Regions from separate parts of the Homo sapiens genome. Here region 2 is linked to region 1. A link is a contact called in ENCODE POLR2A ChIA-PET data. All regions are on one chromosome and are shown on one strand. The core of a region is the stretch at or near the end of the contact, and the rest is flanking DNA. Distances in the headings are between cores, read along the strand shown. Region 1 has its middle 27 kb from the start of KIFC3. Region 2 overlaps CFAP20 (cilia and flagella associated protein 20).

What was found. ChIA-PET counts read pairs that join two places held with the same protein, here RNA polymerase II (POLR2A).
Region 2: POLR2A ChIA-PET joins it to region 1 with 10 read pairs in endothelial cell of umbilical vein. The contact joins two enhancer-like sites. POLR2A ChIA-PET finds 5 or more read pairs at or near these places in 3 of 52 experiments (AG04449, HepG2 and endothelial cell of umbilical vein).

The regions. Positions count from the first base shown.
Region 1 is chr16:57,828,356-57,831,484 of GRCh38, reverse strand. It overlaps a transcript of KIFC3 not described here and the pseudogene RNU6-20P. Among named protein-coding and RNA genes, the nearest start is that of KIFC3, 27 kb to the right of the region's middle. Within about 2 kb of position 1,669, at least 8 of the 41 ENCODE cell types and tissues checked have a DNase peak (open chromatin) inside an H3K27ac peak, as active enhancers do.
Region 2 is chr16:58,118,192-58,121,320 of GRCh38, reverse strand. All of the region lies in intron 1 of CFAP20 (cilia and flagella associated protein 20), which reads left to right. Among named protein-coding and RNA genes, the nearest start is that of CFAP20, 9.6 kb to the left of the region's middle. Within about 2 kb of position 1,605, at least 5 of the 41 ENCODE cell types and tissues checked have a DNase peak (open chromatin) inside an H3K27ac peak, as active enhancers do.

The sequences.
Region 1 (3,129 bases), core at 420-2,919:
TGGTCTCAAACTCCTAGCCTCAAGTGATCCTCCCGCCTTGGCCTCCTAAAATGTTGGTATTACAGGCATGAGCCGCTGCCTTAAGATGCGTTCTAATAACATCCCAGCTGATTCATGTGCACAGTGCGGTTTGAGAAGCACTGCTCTTGGAGAGAAGGCGCTGGGTGGGAGTTGCTATTATTGGAAGAGTCACAAGAGCTTTTGGCTGTGAGAACCCCCCGTGGGGTTAGCAGGGTTCAGGCCCCTGGTGTGAGCAGATGTGGTTCTCACTCTAGCGCTGAGTCTCCATGGCGGGGCAGGCTCACCTGCTGAGCAACAGCCCTGCTCACCTGAATGGAACTCCCAGGTCTGCTTATTACTTAGACCTTTGTTCTAATTTCATGGTTTCTGCCTTGGGTTGTGTCATCCTGGACTTGCAAGGCTCAAGTGTGGCGTAAGTCACCATCACCAGGGCTGATGAATTTCCCACTCTGGTGACGCCTTAATTGAAGGTGAGGCTCTCCTTTCATTAGCAAGATTCCTACCTCCTGTCTAAACTGTCACCTCAAAGACCTGGGGGGAAAAAGAGGCTGACCTCATAGTGTGGCCTCAGTTACTGTGGCTTTGGTGGCTTCTCTAAATTTATCAGTGTTTCAGGCAAGCCCATGGCATAATTACTCAAGGCCCCGGGAATGTTGGCATCAATGATTTTGTTTCTCAAACCAATGAATAAATATTCTTCTGGCTTTTACTCCTTGCAACTGCTTTACTATAGAAGAAAGCATTTTATTTCAGCCAATTCTCACTACCATCCTTTGGGGGAAGGGCATTGCTATTATTCCCAGTTTACAGAAAGGAAAACAGTGCTCGCTTTGGCAGTACATATACTAAAATTGGAACGATACAGAGAAGATTAGCATGGCCCCTGCACAAGGATGACATGCAAATTCGTGAAGCGTTCCATATTTTTGCCGGGTGTGGTGGCTCATGCCTGTAATCTCAGCACTTTGGGAGGCTGAGGTGGGTGGATCATGAGGTCCGGAGTTCGAGACCAGCCTGGCCAACATAGTGAAACCCTGTATCTACTAAAAATACAAAAAATTAGCCGGGCGTGGTGGCGGGTGCCTGTAATCTCAGCTACTCTAGAGGCTGAGGCAGGAGAATTGCTGGAACCCGGGAGGGGGAGGCTGCAGAGAGCCGAGATTACACCATTGCACTCCAGCTTGGGCAACAGTGTAAGACTCCATCTCAAAAAAAAAAAAAAAAAAAGAAAGAAAAAAGAAAGGAAAACAGTCAGAGAGGTAAGGTCACTTTTTCAAGGTCACACAGCAAATTAAATGGCTGAGTGGGGACCCAAACCCAGATCTGCCTGTCACCAAAGCCAGTGCTCTCTGTCCTCCTGGGCTATACCTGGCCTTTCGAGGACATAATTCCCTGGTAGAGGCTGTCAATTGTTTTCTTTCAGGCAAAGAAGAAAAGCTGGAATGTTCTTTTGGATGATCTTGGTCATCTTCTCTTGCCTCTCCCAGTTGAGGGGCAAGCATGTTTCCCGGCTTGCCTTGTTCCTCTTCTCTTATGAATGACTTGGCCCCAGAAATGTAGCTCCTCTGCTCCAATGGCTTCTTGGAAGGCCAAAAATTGAGCCTGGGACACTTGCCCACAGGGATTGTGGCCAGCTGGGCAAATGCCTGTGGCTGAGTGGCCGTCTGGCCATGACCCTTCCAAGGACAGACGTCAACTCTGCAGCTCCGTGAGATTACCCTGAGTGGTTGCTTTGATACTGGGGAAGAGGCTGGAGGATTCTTTGATGGACATGACCCTGGGAGGGAAACAGATCTGAGTTCAAGGTCTACCTATTCAGGGCTGCATGGTGACTTTCCTGAGCCCTAGGTACTTTTGCCTTGGTGAGTTTGTTTTGCCGCTAAAAAGAACATTTAAAAAATAGATTTTTGGCCAGGCATGGTGGCTCACGCCTGTAATCCCAGCACTTTGGGAGGCTGAGGCAGAAGGATCACTGGAGCCCAGGAGTTCAAGACCAGCCTGGGCAACATAGCAAGACCTCATCTCTACTACATCTTTTAAAAATTAGCTAGATATGGTGGCACACGCCTGTGGTTTCAGCTACTCAGGGAACTGAGGTGGGAGGATTGCTTGAGCCCAGGAGGTCGAGGCTGCAGTGAGCTCTGATTGTGCCACTGCACTCCAGCCTGGGCAACAGAGTGAGACCCTGTCTCCAAAAAACAAACAAACAAACAAAGGTTATTCTTAATTTTAAAAACTAAAATAAAAAATAAAAATAGATTTTCCTGCTATATTGGTATAAAGGTGAATATGTTAATTTTATATATGAAATCATTATCTTTGCCCTAAAAGTTCATTTTTTCCCCTTCTGATTTTAAGTGAAATTAAAACGTTTTTATGGGTCCTTAAAAGTATTATGGTCTGTAATCACTGTGCCTATTGTACCTACTGGGGAAGTTGGCCTAGTGTTTGGGTCTGTGGTGACCTTGAGTGAGCTGACTGACTTTTTGGGCCTCAGTTTTCTCATCTGTAAAATGGGTATAGCAACAGCATCTGTTTTAATCCGTAGCAAGTGACTAGCAGAGAGGCAGCTTTGTGGCTGTTAGTATCTAGTTAGGGCTCAATCAGTAAAGCTATCTACACTACCTTCTGCTGGGGGGTGAGGGGCTTGTGCGTGGAGGGGGCTGGGCTTGTAGTGGAGAGGGGCTGAGTGCCTCCTGTAGGGAGTGGGCTGTTACTCAGGCACTTAACTAAAAGGCCACTAGGGGCCAAGGTTTCTGCTGTCAGCCCTGCTTCCTGCTCCAGCATCATAAAGCATTAGGGCCTGAAGGGTCCTCAGGGCCTTTCCTCTGCCCAGGTCTGCCAGAGACGGGATCCATCAGGGTAGAGCTGGGACAAGAACCCAGGCTGGGACCCTGGTCCAATGCCGCGGGGCCCCACCCAGGCTGTCTTCTGAGGTGCCACCCTCAGGTAGATGATGACAAGCAGCTCTCCTTGGCAAGCTCTCCCTCCCGCCACCCACGTTGGCTTCTTGGCCTTTTTGCCACTCACACCATTTCCTCATGGCCACATCTGCACACAGGCCTCCATGTGCAGCACCCAGAGAGGGCCTGGGTTTCAATGGCGGCA
Region 2 (3,129 bases), core at 356-2,855, 290 kb before region 1:
GTGACCTCTGAACTGGAAGGAGCTAAGGAAAGGACGTTGATACTTTCTGAGACATGTATCTTCCTGTATGCTGTTTTCAGAAGCTGGTTTTAGGAGACGGTTGCTTTCCTGGAAGACCTTTATAATATTAGGCAATGACAGCCACATGGCCAGGGTGGTGGGGAGCCTTTGCCCCAAATTGCCTGTCGCCTCTCCCCTTTGATCCTAGTTTTAGAGCCTAGAGAAGAGGCTTTGGGAAATTACCCTCTAATGCACATATCTGATTGATCGCCCTTACCACCTCCACGCTACTCTTTTCCAGTGAGTTTGTATTTGCAGCCCTTTAAACTTAATAAAGGAGAAAAATCACAATTCACTAACAAATCCACTTAATTTGATTTCAAACCTCTGGAGACTTTTCACATGGGGATACTTGTGTTTTTCTTCATCGGGGGTTAAACAGTCTCTTGGGGAAAAGCTCTGTTTAGTTTGTCTTACCACCAGCCAGGTTCAAAATCTAGAGAGACTGATGGGCATTCCTTCAACAAAGTTGCCTTGACCCCTCCAAGTTCCCTTGTTTTGTGGAATACATTCATTCATTTTGTAAAACTTAAATTTGTGAGTGTGTTTGTTATCTAGTAACACTGGGAGAAAAAGAAATCTCTTTAGTAATTTATTGAAAATCCAACTAAAAGTTAGCTTGCCTCTGGGCAGAAGTGCAGGAATACTACAGTCTATCCAGCTTCCAGCCTGCATTGGCTTCTGTGTGCATTGTACGGCTTTGTTTTCTTCTGTGAAGACCTGAATAGGTCATATCTGCTGGAGTTCCAGGGAAGTCGTAAACTTTGAGATGGGCAGAAGGCAGATTCCCTAACATTTTCTCCCTGTGAGATCTGGCTGGTCTTTCTGGAACTGAGGGAGGCCTCTTGTTGACACTGGCCAGAGAGAGCTTGAGTGATGTGAAATTTGAGGGCATGCTTTAAATAAGGGTGGATCAATAGCAACATGTTGCTTTTTAGCAATAGCAGTTTTCAGGCCCAAGTTACTTCTTAATCCTGTCAATTTAACTGTCTATTTGCTCTTTGCAGTTTGTCCCGTTTTAAAGAATGGTTATGTTATTGAGAATAATTAGTGGTGTGTTATAAAAGTAGTGTTTGCATCTTGTTGGAATACTGCCAGCTCTTATCAGTAGGGCTGCTCGCATTAGTTGGAAATGATTTCTTCATTAATTCCTTCTTCACTGAATCTGCTTGGTTTTCCACAGAAAATACAGGAGGAATATCGCCACTTAGGTTGGGAACATGAGATGGCGAGTGAGGTGGGCACTTAGGTTGGGAACATGAGATGGCGAGTGAGGTGGGCACTTAGGTTGGGAACAGTAGATGGCGAGTGAGGTGGGCACTTAGGTTGGGAACATGAGATGGCGAGTGAGGTGGGCACTTAGGTTGGGAACAGTAGATGGCGAGTGAGGTGGGCACTTAGGTTGGGAACATGAGATGGCGAGTGAGGTGGGCACTTAGGTTGGGAACAGTAGATGGCGAGTGAGGTGGGCACTTAGGTTGGGAACAGTAGATGGCGAGTGAGGCGGGCAGTAGTGGCGTATTCTGCACAGACCCAGGCCTTTGTGCTCTTAATCTCCTTGGAAAGGGGCCCAGAATTCAAAGCAGGAGGGCATTGAACATTGCCAGCTTTGTTTGAGAATCGTTTCAATGTGACGTTTTGTGTCTTGAGAGCCTAAGAAATGCTCCATTGGCAGGGATTGGGGTCCCGTCTAGCCCAGTATTCTGTCTCTGACAATGGGCACCCATTTGTGGAAGCATTCTTCATGCTGGCGGCCCTGTGGGCTTTGTGATATGCCCCAGATCTCTGGCTTCCTATAATAGTCCACGGGGGATGTGTTATCCAGGAATTTTTAAAACCCTCCTTGAACCTATTCATATGTGCCAGCTCTTAGGGTGACAGATTCCAGAAGTCAGCAAATATTTGAACGCTTAGTTTATGGCTAGCACTGTGCTAAGCATTGTCGAAGATAGAAATGATGCTTCATAACTGGTCTTGGCTCTTGCTTGAGCTTATTCTTTTTTAAGGAGACAAGACTTGGTTGCAGTTGTGGAAAAGGTGGGCAGTGACATCAGATGTCACCTTTAGAACACCAGGCAGACCATGAGTGGATCAGACTCACAGTGACAGAGCTCACAGAGACTAATGTCTAAAAACAGAAACATATTATTAATAATTTATGTTGAAAAATAAAACTACCAGACCCAACACTGATTTATCCCCATATGCAAGTCTAATAGCCAAATCGTAATCAGCAGGCTGATGAGTGAACAAGAGGAGCTTTAGTCAGTGTGATTGAGTCATTGATTATGGCAGCCTAACACAGCCCTTTCCACAAAGAAAGACCGTATGTTTGTCTTTCTGATGTCTCCTGTTCTAAACCTAGTTGATCTTTTTCATATGTTATTCCATTCAGCCCTAATAGTCCAGCCTTGTTTTTTTGTTTGTTTGTTCATTTTTGAGACAGGATCTCACTCTGTCGCCCAGGCTTGAGTACAGTGGCACAATCACGGCTCACTGCAGCCTCGACCTCCCAGGCTCAGGTTATCCTCCCACCTCAGCCTCCTGAGGAACTGAGACGATAGGCACGTGCCACTACACCTGGCTAATTTTTTGTAGAGATGGGGTTTCATCATGTTGTCCAGACTGGTCTTGAACTCCTGAGCTCAAGCAGTTCTCTCGCCTCGGCCTCCCAAAGTGCTGGGATTACAAGCGTGAACCACCATGCCTGACCCCAGCCATGTTTTTTTGGTTTTGTTTTTTTTTTTTCGTTTTTTGTTTTGTTTTTTTTGAGATAGGGTCTTGCTCTGTCACCTACTCCTCTAGGCTGGAGTGCAGTGGCACAAACACAGCTCACTGCAGCCTGGACCTCCTGAGCTCAAGTGATCCTCCCACCTTAGCCTCCCAAGTAGTTGGGACTATAGGCACACTACAGGTGCACGCCACCACACCTGGCTAATTTTTTGTAGAAACAATGTCTTACTATGTTGCCCAAGCTGATCTTGAACTCCTGAGCTCAAGCTATCCTCCTGCCTTGGCCTCCCAAAGTGCTGGGATTACAGGCATGAGCCACTGTGCCTGGCCCCAGCC